2 separate regions of the Homo sapiens genome follow, and region 1 is linked to region 2. Evidence: chromatin loops called from intact Hi-C (ENCODE). Cell type or tissue: Calu3. All regions are shown on one strand. Links, peaks and the distances in the headings refer to the core of each region. The heading gives the core; the rest is flanking DNA. Region 1 holds the start of ZSCAN16 (zinc finger and SCAN domain containing 16). Region 2 overlaps SCAND3 (SCAN domain containing 3).

Region 1 (8,340 bases), core at 263-8,262, 450 kb after region 2:
CCACTGAAGTCTTTCCCACATTCTTTACATTTATAGGGTTTTACTCCCGTGTGTACTCTATGATGTCCAATGAGATGTGAGCGCTGAATGAAGGCTTTTCCACACTCATCACATTTATAGGGCTTCTCTCCCGTGTGAGTTCTCCTGTGTTTACTAAGGTCTGAGCTATGACTGAAACTTTTCCCACATTCATCACATTTATATCGTCTTCTTTCCCTCTGTTGCCATTCTGATCTGCCCTCATTTTCAATAATATCTTTGGACTTAGGATGCTGAGGAGTATCTTTGTTCAGTCTGTCATTTATCTCCCCAAGGAATTCCTTGTCTTTGGGCATATCTTCCTTCTGGAACAACTCTTCATTCTTAGTCCTAGTTTTATCACCTGTAACAAACAAACAGTACACAAACGGGTCCTATTCTATGTTTGAGAAGCAAACAGCCTATGGAAGAAAGAACATGTAAATGTTATAAATGTGTTATAAAATAATGAGAAGTCACATACAACACACATATCAAATATTTGGTACCATCTTATTTTTGGTATCATCATAGCACAGAGTCACAATGTAAGGAAGAAATTAAGAATTAAGGAAGATATCAGCAGAACAAGTTGTTTGAGAGTAGATTAAGAGAAGAAAAGGCAAAAATAGAGCTCAAGAGATAAGTTAGCAATACTATGTAAGGGAAGACGGATAAATGAGGGGACTATAGATATGCCAAGGATAATTAGAGAGACTGGAGAACAGAGATGGGGAGGGAGGTAAAAGTTTGGGAGAAACATGCAGGGGCCTGAAACATAGGTGGCAAGTAAAATCAAGTAAAAGTGAATGGAGAGGATAATAGGATTTGGGGTCTGAGAGGAATATAGTGAATAGGAACCATCCAAGGAGGGGAGTGTGTTTGAAGGATAATAATTAGCTGGAAGCAGGAAGCATGACAACATGCAGGTCAGAGTAAATAGAGGAATGAAAAGGAATAGGAAATGACAATGGATAGTCAGTGTATATGCTGGGTAAAATATTTTTTCCTGAAACTGATGTCCTTGCTGTCATCACCTCCTGTCTAAATCCTAGCTCGGTGGTTTCTAACCTTATTGTGCATCAGAATCAGCTGGATCGTTTATTAAAACACACATTGCTGATTTTCCCTCCTACAGACGACTCCTTATCAGAATCAAACTCAGAGCAGTTGCTATTCTTAGAATGTTATTCTCTGATGCTATTTTTTTTCACCGTTTCTTTGCCTAAAATGTCACCCCCTTTCAGCTCCCACCTGACCTTCTCAGCTCAAGCAAGCCTACTCTGTGATATTTTTGCAGGTGCACCTCAGGGATAGCTATCCTCTTTGTAGTTCACGGTGTATCTCTAGTATGGTAATTATTACACTATTGTAAGTGCTCACTCTCCTGCTTCTTGAAGAGAAGTAATGTAAGTGTCTAACCTTTGGATTCCTTACATTTAGTATAGTGTCTGGCATATAGCTGCTATTTAGTAAATACTCAGTGAAAGATGAATGAATCAAAAGACAGGTTGAGCCAGGCACAGTGGCTCATGCTTATAATCCTAGCACTTTGGGAAGCTAAGGTGGAAAGATCACTTGAGCCCAGGAGTTTGAGACAAGCCTGGGAAACATAGTGAGACCTCTCCTCTAAAAAAAATAAAATAAAATAAAAATAAAAAAGAACAGATAGGAGGTTCTTAACGTCACTTCTAAAGCCAAACAGTAACCAGCACTCCACTCCTAGAGTTAAAGCACTGAAAGGCTTCTTTACATTACATATAATTAAATGTCATCCTTTCCAGATAGCAGCTAGGAACATCTTAGCTCAAAATAATTTTTCAGATTAGACAAATCATCTGGTAGGGATCCTACAGGATGGGATATTGGTAAAACTTAAGTAGTAAGAATACAAAATAGGCTAGAGTATAAGGAACTACCCGGAGAGGCATTATTAGACATGGGAGCCTCTAGAGAAAGGGTGGTGAGCACTGAAAAAGGTAGGGTTTGGATAAACTGGAATTTAAAATTCACCAGCTTTTTAATGTAGCCTGGGGATACACTAGACACCCTAGTTTGTAATTAGGGAGCTGGGATGGGGGATAAAACCCAATTAATTTGACATGCAGATAAAAACAAGAAACTTTGCTGTATTGACTGATCATTGTCTCTCTTCCCTACTTCTTTCATCATGGGAATGTGTTATAGATTGACTTGTCTTCCTCCACAAATTCATACATTGAAGCCCTAACCCCTTTCAAACATTACTGTATATGACGATAGGGCTTTAATGAAGTAATTAAGGTTGAATAAGGTCATAAGGGTAGGACCCTAATCCAATAGTACTAGTGTCCTTACAAGAGGAAGAGACACCAGGAGTGTGTGTGTACAGAGAAAGGCCATGTGAAGACACAGCAAGAGGTCTGCAAGCCAAGGAGAGTAGCCTTACTAGTAACTAACCCTGTAAGCATATTCATCTTGGACTTCCAGCCTCCAGAACTGTGAGAAAATAAATTTCTGTTAAGCCACCCATAAGTCCATGGTATTCTGTATGACAGGCCTCGCTGACTAATACAGAGTGCCATAAGTTCTCCTGTCTCAAAATGGAAATTTAGGGGGATTTGGAACAAGAATCATTAGATAACAACAGAATTATAAGGATATTAAATAAACTCCATCCTCATCCCTTGGGCCAAATAGCAGCTTTTTTGTCTAGTGAGAAACTAAAATATAACTCCATCATGGAGCAAGGGTAAGAGGAGGATAAAATTGTCCATAGTGAGGTGGAGGACAAGCAGGAAATCTTTAAAAGGAGAAGATGAAAGTGAGAAAGTTTTCCTCTAACCTAAGGAAGTACCTCTACCCTCATACACTCAGAACTGTTCCTGCTTACCATTCCTTTGTGGTTTCCCAGCTTCCTGCTCCAGCTGGGTCTTTTTGGGATGGAGCTGGACAGTCAGTGATTCATATGGCCTTCCCAAGGGGGCCAACTTGTCCATGAGTATGTCCCGTCTTTCTGAATTGCCTGGGACCTAGGGAAAATGAGGTGTGTAAGGTGAATTTTATGGAAACTTAAGTAACTTCAGATAAAACAATCAAATGAAACATCTTCCAGGGACATAGAAAGGGGGGACAAATTCTCATTTCATTGTAAATGGCAATAATGGCTAGGAGAAGGAACAGAGGCTAATCTCTACAATTCAGGACACTAGAGAGTAAAATTCAACGTCTCTTCTTTCATTGATCTGCAGAAGTCCAGGATCAGAGCACTGGGATTTGGAAGGTAGCTTAAAAATCATCTAGCCCAACTTCCAGCAAATGGGAGCATTTCTTCTATAACCATGCTATCCGATATGGTAGTCACTAGCAAAATGTGGTTACTGAGTACTTAAAATATGGCTAGTACAAATGAGATAAGCTAAATGTAAGATACATACCAAATTTTGAAAATTTAAAGCACAGATATCTAAAATACCTCATTAAAAATATTGATTACATGATTAAATATTGTGGGCTAAATAAAATATATATTTCACCTTTTTTTTTAATGTGGCTACTAGAAAATTTAAATACATATACAGCTTGCATTATATTTCTGTTGGACAGTCCTATTCTGCAATATCCTTGACATCTACTTGAATCTCCGCTTGAATACCTATATGGAAAGGGAGTTTCTTATGGGGTAGCCTATTTTATTTATGGGTATCTATGAATGGCAGAAAATTATTTCTTTTCCTCTGATACCTGATTGCCTTTTGGTAACTTCCCACTGATCCTAGCCTTCCAAACAGGCATAGAATCAGTCTAGTGACTCTCCTCTCTTTACCCAGCCACACTTTAATTATTTGACATAGGTAGTCAGGTCCCTTCCTATGCCTTGTTCTTTAGAGGATAAATATTTTCAGATGTTCTTTCATATGCCTTTTGCTTTGGCTCCATCCATATCCCCTGATCACTCACAGCCAGATGACTGCCCCTTCACACCTGCTTTCCAGGTTCATCAAGCTCTCTCTCCAGATCCTCCAGTACCGTCACTGCCTCCTCTCCAGTCTCTGGATGGTGTGCACGCACCCATGCTTGCAGGTCTTTAGGAAGAATGCTCAGGAACTGTTCTAGCACCAGCAGGTCTAAAATCTGCTCCTTGGTGTGGCATTCTGGCCTCAGCCACTGACGGCAGAGCTCCCACAGCTGGGTAAGAGCTTCACGGGGTCCAGGTGCATCCTGATAGCAGAGCTTCCTGAAGTGTTGTCTATAGAGTTCCCTCCTGTGAGGACTGCACTTTTGTGAGCTGGAATCCTGTCCCCAGTAATGGTCCTCTGCCTTAATTATCAGAAGTCCTTTTTGGTCCTCAGGTTCCAGGGCTGTGGTCATTCTGGGCTTTGCCAGGAGATTTATCCTCTATCTGGGATTGAGTCAAAGAGAATCTCTTAGAATCCTGCCTCAGAGACACTCCTAAGGCATAAAAAGTTGTTACCATAGAGAAATTACAAAAATTTCTGTGAACATAAACACATCATAATGAAGCCAAGCCACCAGAAGTCAATCAGAGAAAACAGTCTTATAGGAAGCTGAAACAAAACAAAACAAAACAAAACAAAAAACAGTGACGCAGGGATATGATTTGAATCTGTGCTCTATTGTGTAACTTAGAGGAAGTTATTTATCTGGACTAGAACTACAGATCCTCAGGTACAATTCTCATGTGTGTTACAGGGTTGATATACAGATTACATGAGAACGTATGCAACGTCCCTGGCATGGCAGCGGGCACTAGTAAGCACTAAATAAACGCCAAGTATTATTAACGGCTTTGTTAAAAGGCTCTTCATTCTGTTACCATGAGATGCACGGGCCAGCTTGTGCCCCCAGGATTCACTGGTTATAGGATATGTGTGCCAACCCTGGAAGGGGATCAGACAGATGCCTCTGCAGAGGAACCCGCAACCAGTGTCCCCCTTCCACCCATCCTCTCCCGGAAGGCTGGGCCAAATCCTCTCCTGTAGATCTGTTGGGGGGCGGAGGGAGGGACAGGAGTGTTACACTCTGCCCGCGACAGGGAGGTGTGGGGAGGGTGTTGCTGCTGACCACAGCTGCGTCTTGTCCCCTTTTCTCCACCTGGGAGCCGGGAGACACTCACCTTACGCGCAGGGAGGAACAGGTGCAACAGCTAGCGTCCTTTGGACAGCCCCGAACAAAGACTAGACTCAAAGACACCAATCGGCGCCCGGCCGCTTCAGCCGGGCACTTCCGGGCCGCTCTAGGAAGCTTCGCCTCTGTGGCAGCTTGAGTGCTTGCCTCCTCGGCCCTAGCCAGTGGAGGACCCGGCTTTTACGCCTCGTATTGATGGGATTGCGGGATCTGCGAGCAAGTCTTATTTGTACTTCTTTAAAACGTTTTTCGGTTTAATTATTGAGTAATATGGATAAGTAATGCATTCACATACATTTATTAAAAAGAGTAAATGTCCCCCAGCGTCTAGTTTGACAATATTTTTCGTGACTTGTATATCCTTCCGTAGATATATTACACCGTTATAGATTGTCCGCGCTTTTTCCCCTCTGCACAAATAGTAGCACTTCTGTACCTTTCTTATTTTTCTTTTTACCAGGTGGTCTTGGTAAAGGCTGTACATAAGTGTTTCCTTGATCTTGCTCTTTTTTAAACAACTGCACGGTATTCAACTGTGTATTATGTTCTATAATTTGTTAATAAGTACCCCATTGGTGGTCATGAGGTTGTTTCCAATTCTTCTTTTTCAAACATTGCTGCAATAACTTACTGTGAACTCACATCATTTTTCATGTGTAAGGATATATCCATAGTCTGTATGTCTAGAAAGGGAATTACTACAGCATAGAATAGGGAAATTTGTACTTTTGTTAATGCCAAATCACCAATCATAGGATCTACTAGCAGTATTCTTATTTACCTATACTTGTCAACACAGTGTTATAAAATATTTTGATCTTTGCCAAATTGATGGGTGAAAAATGCTCTTAGTTTTTTACTCCCTCTTCTCCTTTCTTACACAAATATTGATTTATCTACTATGCCAGGCACTATTGTGGAAGCTGGAACTAATTTTGAGCAAAACAATGCCCTTCCTTTCATGGAATTTATAATCTTGTGTGTGTGTGTATGTGTGTGTGTGTGTGTGTGTGTGCTGGGGAGGCAGGCAATAAACCAAAAAATATACATAGTGTATAGAGAGTGGATATCAGTTCTAAGGAGAAAATAAAGGAAATAGGGAATTTGGGGTGAGAATGAAGTGATGCAATTTAAATAGGATATTCATGGAGGACCTGACTAGGAAATTGACATTTGAGCAAAGATTGAGGGAGCTGAGGGAATGGGCCATCAGGGATAAAGATGTTTCAGGGAGAGGGATAACAAATGCAAAAGCCTGGAGTGGAGTGTGTTTTAAGTATTTTGGGCAAAGGAAGGGTGCTTGTTTTTCTGGAGCTGAGTGAGCAAAAGAGCGTTGGGTGGAGAGATAGTGAGAGCCTTGGGTGAGTGCAAGGGTATTTTTACTCTAAAATGATAAAATGATAAGCTACTCAGTTTATTTTCTTTTCTCTTTTCTTTCCTTTTCCTTTGTTTTAGGAGATGGGTCTCACTCTGTCACCCAGACTGGAGTGCAGTGAGTGGTGCGATCATAGCTTACTGCAGCCTGAAACTCCTGGGCTCAAGTGATCTTCTCGCCTCAGCCTCCTGAGTAGCTGGAGCTACAGGTGTGAGCTACCCAGCATGGCTCATTTGAGATTTCTGAGTAGAGAAGTAACATGATTAAACTTGGGTATTGAGATTATTATTTTGGCTGCTATGTTAACAGTAGACTTGAATGTGAAGGGGTTGGGCAAGGGCAGAAGCAGGGAGACAGGTTGGAAAGTTGGAGTGGGAAGGGCCTTTTTAAGAATAACACAAACCCCTAAAGACATAAAACTGAAAAGGCCATGGAGGAAAAGATAAATGAAACTGGCCTTGTAAAATTGAAATATTTGAATGAAAAAAGTAAAAATAAAATATAAACTAAAAGTAAAATATGCCACACATCTAAAAGACACAGCTGATTTTCCTGATATACAAAGACCTTTTATCTTACCAAAAAATAAAAATATGAACAAGCCAATAGAAAAATAGACAAAGTACTTAACCTGCATGCATTTATTGTCAGGCCTCTGACAATATGATACTAAGCCATCATAGCCCCTGTGACCGCCACGTATACATCCAGATGACCTGGAGCAACTGAAGAACCACAAAAGATGGCATTCCACCATTGAGATTTGTTCCTGCCCCACCCCAACTAATCAATCGACCTTGTGACATTCCCCCTGCCCCCGACAGTGAGTCTCATGATCTCCCCACCCAGCACCTTGGCACCTTGTGACCCCCGCCCCTGCCCACAAGAGATAACCACCTTTAACTGTAATTTTCCACTACCTACCCAAATCCTATAAAACTGCCCCACCCCTATCTCCCTTTGCTGACTCTCTTTTTGGACTCAGCCCACTTGCACCCAAGTGAAATAAACAGCCTTGTTGCTCACACAAAGCCTGTTGGTGGACTCTCTTCACACAGACTCACTTGACATTTATAGAACACAAAATTAAGAATAGTGAATATGAAAAGGTTCACTAATAAGAATTTAAACAAAACAAGAAAGATTTTTAAGATTGCTAAAGACAAACGATTTATAATATTCAGTGTTAGGAGGTGTGTGGATATACAGGCATACTTAGTTTTACATTTTTAGAAGGTAAGACTTATTTAGAAGGTAAGAAGTTGTCCATACCCCTTGATTCAACAACTTAGCTTCTTGGAATTATCCATATAGAAATGCTTACATAAATGTTTGAACGTATGTACAAAGAAGCACTATTTATTTAAATTGGGAAACTTGAATGCCTAACATTTGGAATTTAAATTTTTATATGTCTATTCATTAAAATACCACCCAGTTTTTAGAAACTAAGAGATGCTAAAGGTATATTGAGTAAAATAAAAAGTTACAAAAGATATGGTATGATTGTTTTTGTGAAAATTATTATCTTAAAAATGTTGGCCGGGCAAGGTGGCTCACACCTGTAATCCTAGCACTTTGGGAGGCCGAGGCAGGCGGATCACGAGGTCAAGAGATCGAGACCATCCTGGCCAACACGGTGAAAGCCCATCTGTACTAAAAATACAAAAATTAGCTGGGCATGGTGGCATGTGCCTGTTAGTCCCAGCTACTTAGGAGGCTGAGGCAGGAGAATCACTTGAACCCAGGAGGTAGAAGTTGCAGTGAGCCGAGATCATGCCACTGCACTCCAGCCTGGCGACAGAGTGAGACTCTGTCTT
Region 2 (8,340 bases), core at 281-8,280:
CCATCCCCTGGCTCAGATTTTTACTTTTTATGAAACCAGTCTCTATTGGAAGCAGATGCCCTCAAGGGGATATGTGGAGAATTTGGATGCATTGATCCAGAATGGAGTAAGCAGGACTGGAAGTACTCTAGAAACACACTGTGGGGTTTAAGGCTACAAAGGATCAACTGATGGTGATGCTGGGTGCAAATGCCAGTGGAATTTTAAAGCTAAAGCCTGTGATTATCATTCTGCCAATCTATAAGCTTTAAAATGAATTGTAAAGACTAGCCTTGGTGCCTACTACAGGTCTAGCAAGAGAGACTAGATGACAGGGCAGATATTTTCTGATCTTTCGGGTGATTTTTTTGTAGATTAAAAAAAAATAAAACATTGCAAGAGAAAAAAATTGTCTTTTAAAATTCTTATAATTCTCAGTGATACACCAAGCCACCCTCCAGTAGTCACTGAGCTTTCCTCAAATATCACAGTTCTCATTTTACCTCCCAATACAACTTCTTTACTGCAGCCCCTTAATCATGGTGTGATTGCAATCTTTAAAGCTTATTATTTAAAGCAAACATTCAAGATATTGGTTGCCTATACAGGGGGTGACAGTGCCCTAACATTTTTTGAATTCTGTAAATGATTCAACATTAAACTTATTATTGATATTATTGTAGAGGCCTGGAATGATTTCACAAAAGCCTGTTTGCACGGGGTGTGATATACAATTCTCCCTGATTTAATTTATGATTCCAAAGCCTTTGAGCCTTCAGAAGATCTCCCCAAAACCAACCCAAGCTGTATCGCTCTTGCAAAGGGGGTTGGATTTGAAGAAGTTGCTAGTGAGGATAATGCGGAGCTGCTGCAATCTGACACACAGGATCTTTCTACAGAAGAGCTGCAAGTTAGTTGCTGAGGCACAAATGGAAGGTGTGGAGGAAGAAGAACATGCAGTTCCACAAGCTACAAGCTGCCTCCCAAGAGCTTTTCACTTCTCAGTTATCTTCTGCTTCAAGTATGATAGAGAAGCAGTTGGAGTAGATAAAAGATAATGACTACAATGCAGAACGCAGCATGATTTCACTTCATGACATAAAGCCCTAATTGGACCCATATAAACAGCTTCTTTATGAAAGAAGGAAAGTGTTAAAACAGCAAACACTGGGTATCTTTTTATAAGCCAGTGTCAAATAAATAAAAACAAGATGATAAACGGGAACCCACATCATGTTTCTTGTAGTATCACTATATCCAAGGGTGGAAGAATATAACATCAAATGTTCAAGCGTCTTCACTTGGATTTTTGATGATTATATCTTTCCACCTTTGAATTGTTGTTGTTGTTGTTTGTTTGTTTGTTTGTTTTGAGACAGAGTCTCGCTCTGTCCCCTGGGCTGCAGTGTAGTGGCACGATCTCGGCTCACTGCAAGCTCTGCCTCCGGGGTTCAGTCATTCTCCTGCCTCAGCCTCCCGAGTAGCTGGGACTACAGGCGCCCGCCACCACGCCCGGCTAATTTTTAGTAGATACGAGGTTTCACCGTGTTAACCAGGATGGTCTCAGTCTCCTGACCTCGTGATCCGCCCACCTCGGCCTCCCAAAGTGTTGGGAATACAGGCGTGAGCCACCGTGCCCGACCCACCTTTGAATTTTTGATGATTATATCCTTCCACCCTTGCCCCCCCTTTCCTCACACTTGTTTCTAACAAGATAACATCACCTTTCTAAGGTAAAATCCTATACTTAAAGTAAGATTTATTAATGTCTTATATTTTTACTAGAGTTTTTATAGTGTTTTTTATTTTATTTTATTTTTATTTTTATTTTTTGAGACGGAGTCTCACTCTGTCCCCAGGCAGGAGTGCAGTGGCAGGATCTTGGCTCACTGCAACCTCTGCCTCCCTGGTACAAGCGATTCTCCTGCCTCAGCCTCCTAAGTAGCTGGGATTTACAGGCAAGCGCCACCACGCCCAGCTAATTTTTGTATTTTTAGTAGAGACGTGGCTTCACCATGTTGGCCAGGATGGTCTCGATCTCTTGATCTCATGATCCGCCCGCGTCAGCCTCCCAAAGTGCTGGGAGTACAGGCGTGAGCCACCGTGCGCCAGCCGGGAGTTGTTATAGTTTTAATAATGCTCTAGTGACAAAGTTGTGTAGGTGTTAAAATAGTCCACCCTTTAACCGTATTTTCCCCATAAATCCTGTCACTTTTCTGCAGTTTTGCAGAAAGCATGTTTTTTTAATACATTCATATGTTATGTTGCAGCACAAATGCCTATATAAGCAGTTTCTCACGTCTAGTCAGCACACCCTTTTCTCTTTGCTTTAAATAACAAATACTGTAGTTTTTTTCCCCCTTAAGATATGCCTGTTACTTTAGAATAGGGGTATCCAATCTTTTGGCTTCCCTGGGCCATATTGGAAGAATAATTGTCTTGGGCCACACTAAAATACACTAACACTAACGATTGCTGATGAGCTTAAAAAAAATCACAAAACAATCTTACAATGTTTTAAGAAAGTTTACAAGATTGTGTTGGGCCACATTCAGAACTGTCCTGGGCTGCAAGTGGCCTGCAGGCTGCAGGGTGGATAAGCTTGCTTTAAAATTTCCCCTTCTAGCTTTGTTGAAAAATGTAGCTTCTGGTAGGACTTGGTGTTTGGTCAGTTCCTTGGGTATTGTTCAGGTTATACGCTGATCATGTTTGATAGTTTTTTTAATGTGGTCAGAGTTATAAATATCTCTTAGTGTTGTTGAATATCAAGTTTGTATAAATGTTTCTCATTTTTCTTGTTTTTGTGTGATTTCCCCCACAGGGGAAATACCACTGGCAGACACTTTTAGCTGCCAACCCAGTGTCTATTCTACCCTTCTTTCCTCCCGACAAAATGTTGGTTTTGTTCATACTGGCAATATATCTAATTAAATTCTTTTCCAGGCTTCCTTGTTCTAGAGTTAACTATGCAACAGAATTCTGGCCAGGGAGAAATAAGCATATTTCGGGGAGGAGGTTCCTGGGGAAGCTTTTATTTTCCTGATAGGATAGGGGAGATTACTTTAGTTTCACCTTTTCTCACTTCCAGTCTTGAACACTAATATGATATCTGGCCATCTTCTGACCATTAAGTGATGGTAAGCATGAGGCCAAATGCTAGTGTTAAAAGTGACAGAGCAGAAATATGAAGACAGCTAGGGTCCCTGAAAAACTGTTAGATAAATGAGTTGGTGCCAGCAACTACCTTCTTCTAGGCTTCTTGTTATGTAACAAAAATAAACCCCTATTTGTTTGTGCCACTGTAAGTTAGATGTTCGAATTTATTGGAAATATGTGCATTTCTAATGAACACAGCAATATTTACTCTACCATATTACAACCAAAAGTTTCTTTCCAGCATTTTTATTTATTTATTTGAGATGGAATCTCACTCTGTCACCCAGGCTGGAGGGCAGTGGCACGATCTTGGCTCACTGCAACCTCCACCTCCCAGGCTCAAGCAATCTGCCTTCCTCAGCCTCCTGAGTAGCTGGGACCACAGATATGTGCTACCATGCCTGGCTAATTTTTTGTATTTTGGGCAGTGATGAGGTTTCACTATGTTGCCCAGGCTGGTCTCGAATTCCTGAGCTCAAGCAATCCTCCCACCTCGGCCTCCCAAAGTGCTGAGATTACAGATGTCAGCTACTGCACTCAGCTTCTTTCCAGCGTTAAAAAAAATCAAACCCAGGAATTGAATACTGAAAGACTAATGACTGTCATGACCAGTTTGAAGTAACTTCAGTTTTGTAATTTATTACCACTACCCAAGGTACTCTTCAAACTTCTGTGGTAGAGGCAGAAGTGGAGTTCCTCCCGGTTCTAAGACCAGGCCCACCCATTTTGGTCTAGTCCAGCTGGTGGAAAAGTAGAGGAATCAAGAGACTAGATTTGTGTTTGTGCTTGGGGGGGTGGGGGGGTGGGGGAGAGTCAGTGAATAATTCAGCACAATGAACCATATCCATATTTTGTTTCTTAGTTGCTCCAAAAGCTGGGATTGTGTATACTAACATTACAGAATTGATACATTGTTTAATTATAAACAGCAGGTGGCCCTCTTTCACAGATTCTGTTTCTGGCAGTTATGCAAAGATTTAGACAAATTGAAATGCATGCTATTATATTATACAAAGCAATTTACATAAGATACCTTATTAAGCTCAGAGAAGGGAAAAACATACCAAAGGGAACTGGCTTAACCATTTTATGAATTTTGAGAAAATGATTTTTTGAAATGTGCTTTGCACAGTTTAAGAATTTTTTTTTTTTTTTTGAGACGGAGTCTCGCTCTGTCGTGCAGTGGCATGATCTCAACTCACTGCAACCTCTGCCTCCTGAGTTCAAATGATCCTCCTGCCTCAGCCTCCTGAGTAGCTGGGACTACAGGCGTGCACCACCTCGTCTGGCTAATTTTTGTGTTTTTAGTAGAGATGGGGTTTCATCATGTTGGCTAAGTTGGTCCCGAACTCGTTACCTCAGGTGATGCATCCACCTTGGCCTCCTTTTATTAGTCCCAAAATGCTGGGATTACAGGCATGAGCCACCATGCCCGGCAAGAATAAATTTATTATGTGGTATCCAAGTTGGAGGAAAGGAGCATGACACAGAATCTTAAATCCCAACATGATATTCTAATAATATGTAGGCTTTCATCTCCTCCTATGTCACTGGATATTCCCTTTTAGAATATTCTGGTTTATGTGCAATTTTGGGATTCACTATCCATGGACATTTTCCAACTCGATGTAGCGTAAGTGTAACCATTAATAACTCTGTAATCCTTTAACAATTTGTACATTTTCTTAGGCCTGGTGAATCTGCATTATTAATAGTAGAGACAGGGTTTCTCCATGTTGGCCAGGCTGCTCTCGAACTCCTGACCTCAGGTGATCCACCTGCCTCGACCTCCCAAAGTGCTGGGATTACAGGCATGAGCCACTGCACCCAGCCCAATATTTACTTTTAATTAACCACACTGGAACTCATTTACAATTTTTTTCAGTCATCACGGTTTAGGAGATATTTCTTTAACGTGCTTTCATTGTTATTCCCAGAAACAGAAACCAAAGGGATGCGTTTTAACTCCTGTCCTATAGAGACATCAGTTTCTGTTGTATGGCTCTGGCTTTATTAGTCCCAGCATTTTTCATTTCTCTTCATGTTTTATCTTGTACTTAAGAATTCAGTAAAGACTGATTTTCTTCTTACATTCTATTTTAGTGGAAGAATACAAGTTTAGCTATGACAAACTACAATTATTTGTATTGTTTACCAAATGCACCTACTTGTCCACAGGTCTCACAGGGCACATATGGGCAGGAAGTTTCTATGGAAGAAATGATCCCTCTGGATTCTGCAAAGGAGTCTTTAGGCACCCAGCTTCAGTCTATGGAAGATAGAATGGAATGTGAATCTCCAGAGCCACACCCACTTCAAGATAATGGTGAGAATAATTTAGTTCTAAGAAAGAAGGTGAGACTTGGGAGAATGAAGGGTCTAGTATTGAAAGTTATCAAACCTCATTCCATTTCAGCTTCTACTGAATGTATTAATAGTTGAAGGAAAAGCCAATCAGTATAGTGTAATGTTATTAAGGGAGTTGAATTAAAACAGTCAGATAATAATGTCAAAAATACTTGAACACAAGATTTTTCATGGATACTTTGTAATGAAGTTAGTAAGTACCTGTGGATAAATCAGATACCTCTGTATGTAAATACTGAGCACTTGTCAGTGTAGTCATGGGTCCCATTGCTGTAGCCTCTGACCACAATTTTTGTCACATAATGACTGTGTATACATTGGAAATACTATTTGGAAATTCTACCTTAGAATATGGAATTTCTGAAGTCTATGTTTATTAGTGTTCTAAGGTCTGTTATTGGTATAATGTATAGTAGAGGTGGAGTCTGGCCTGGTTCTGGAACAGCTATCTTTTCCATTTAAAAAGGATTAGGTAAAATGGATACAATGTTTTTCTCCTCTTATAGCCCTAACAATTTTCTTAGACATTAATATTGATTCTACAAACTTCTGGGGCTCATATTTTCCTGGTTCTCTTGACATTGCCCTGTATTTCTTCTTCTAATTCATTCTTATTTATTTTCCTTCTCTGCTTCTAGTTCTATAGCATGGCACAAAATGGATCAGTATGGAAAGAAATGCTATCCATAGGATGGTCTTTTTCAGTCACATTTTGAGATAGCACTTACCATTATTGTTATTTTATTATAAAGTTAACAATTTTCTATTGAACACTAGATGTAGTAACGTGTTAGATAATGTGAAAGATACTAGAGAAATAAGTGATCTCTGTTTCTTTAGAAACTTACAGTCTTGTTGCATCTACCTATAAAACAGTTAAAGAAAAAACTGCGATAGTGCTAACTTGTGTTATAAATAGATAATGATTTTCAGGAAAGGAAAACTCACTGTGAGTTTAAATTTAATGATCAAAGAAGCCTTACTGGAACAATTGAGAGTTAAATGAGGCCAAACCACACAGTAACATATCATTAATTTTAACCTAGTTTTAGAAAATATAAACATTTTAGATGATTTAAATTTAGTAGTTCATTACTGCTACAGAACCAAACGGGTTCACTTGCCTGGCACAGGAAAGCCAAACATCCACATCAACAGGAGAAAAGAGGGCATTTATTTGCAGAGTGTCAAGCAAGGAGAATTGGTCCCCTCAAAATTAAGACCCAGTTTCCCCAATGGTTTGCAAGTAAAGTTTTTTTAAAAGAAGGGAGTCAGAGGTTACAAGCAAAGTCATAAATCAATACGTGGACACTGTACATTATTTTGACCTAAAAAGGTAGGATGGACATCTCAGAGAAGGGGCTTACAGGTCATAGGTAGATTCAAAGATTTTTTGATTTGCAATTGGTTAAGGAGGCAAAGCTTTGTCTGAAAATTTGGGATCAGCAGAAAAAAAGGTTAGCTCTGGCTTGCGGGTGTGACTTCTTCCAGGCCCCACAGGAAGAACTTTAGAACAAAGCAGCGGTTGGAGTTCAGTCCTCAGTTCCCCATTATCTGAGGTCTTCAGACCAGTGGATCCATTTGGTGGAGGTATGGGTTTCTGAAAAACAACTTAGGGATATATGTTAAGATGCTATCTTTAGTTAATATAGGGAACATCTCATGACTAACTTTTTTGGATGTTGTTTTAAGGTATTACCTTCTTGTTTATCAAGTTGCTCATTTACTTCTTAAAGATAGTTAGATGCCTGGAATTTCCCTTGAAGGAACTCAAGATTTTCTGTTATTACCATGCTTGGGGTTAGGGGTGGCTGACAGGCCCCTAAGAGGGGTCCCTGCTCTGTCTCACTATTTGGTATGCAAATTGATAGTATAAATGATGTTGACTTGAGTGAAAGTATTTTTCCAAGCAACTATAAAACTATCTAGAGATGTTATGCTAATTCCAAATTATTATTTTTTACTTTTTCCAAAATAGTTTTTTTCCTTAACACTTAGCCAAATTTGAAGTATTCTTAGTGTTTCTGTTATTATGAGTATTCTAGAAATTTCTTTTAATAAGCTTTATTAAGTCAGAAATTTTTCACTGATTTTGACTCATCCAGTACTCTTATTAAAATTAGTAATGAAGCTATTTGTATTGAGTTTGTAGTTAATAGCCCTAAAAGGGAGCTGATATGAATATATTAGGTTGGAACTTACTCCTCAAATGTTGATGTAATAGCTAACCTGACTGAATAAAAGAGAAAATGTGTAGTGTGGAGATTTTTTTAAAAATCTATTATTGTCTTGCTGAGGTTCCTCCAAAAAAAAAAGTCTGAGACCGGGTGTGGTGGCTCACGCCTGTAATCCCAGCATTTTAGGAGGCCAAGGCAGGTGGATCATGAGGTCAGGAGATCGAGACCATCCTGGCTAACACAGTGAAACCCCGTCTCTACTAAAAATACAAAAAAAAAAAAAAAGTCTTTGCATAGTAAACAAACAAGTAAATGTTAATTTGCATCCTATTTTACATAAAACAGTGCTTCAATCCTGAAAACTGCTCTGGAAATTCATGTCCTGGCTTTCTGCTCTTTATTGTTTGAAACTTTTTGTTATTGGCTGGAGTTTCATTTACGCTCTTCATTCCACCAAAGTTGGATTCCTTAATCAAAATGGTATCCCCCTGGCCTGGTGCAGTAACTCACGCCTGTAATCCTAGCACTTTGGGAGGCTGAGGCTGGCAGGCAGATTGCTTGAGACCAGGAGTTCAAGACCAGTCTGGCCAACATGGTGAAACCCCATCTCTACTAAAAATAAAAACATTAGTCAAGTGTCATGGTGCGCACCTGTAGTCCC

Evidence for each region. A loop is a pair of places that touch in the nucleus more often than their neighbours do. Peaks named below come from ENCODE experiments on the same cell type or tissue, not always from the same donor. Only the 100,000 strongest peaks of a DNase experiment are listed, where the experiment ranks them.
Region 1: it touches region 2 in a loop (2.7-fold over the local background); 7 of 110 quality-filtered maps call a loop at or near these places.

What each region holds. Positions count from the first base shown.
Region 1 is chr6:28,121,472-28,129,811 of GRCh38, reverse strand. It overlaps ZSCAN16 (zinc finger and SCAN domain containing 16), which reads right to left and starts at 5,203. Exons shown (of 4, transcript NM_025231.3): 1 at 5,135-5,203; 2 at 3,982-4,399; 3 at 2,891-3,029; 4 at 1-382. The coding sequence starts at 4,368. It overlaps ZSCAN16-AS1 (ZSCAN16 antisense RNA 1), which reads left to right. Exons shown (of 2, transcript NR_103456.1): 2 at 6,601-8,017. RefSeq lists an enhancer at 5,058-5,559. In Calu3, for the core only: no CTCF peak of the experiment used is centred there; a DNase peak (open chromatin) is centred at 5,251.
Region 2 is chr6:28,576,393-28,584,732 of GRCh38, reverse strand. It overlaps SCAND3 (SCAN domain containing 3), which reads left to right. Exons shown (of 4, transcript NM_052923.2): 2 at 5,314-5,461. Among named protein-coding and RNA genes, the nearest start is that of SCAND3, 6.7 kb to the left of the region's middle. In Calu3, for the core only: CTCF peaks have their summits at 3,800 and 4,060 (motif pointing right); no DNase peak of the experiment used is centred there.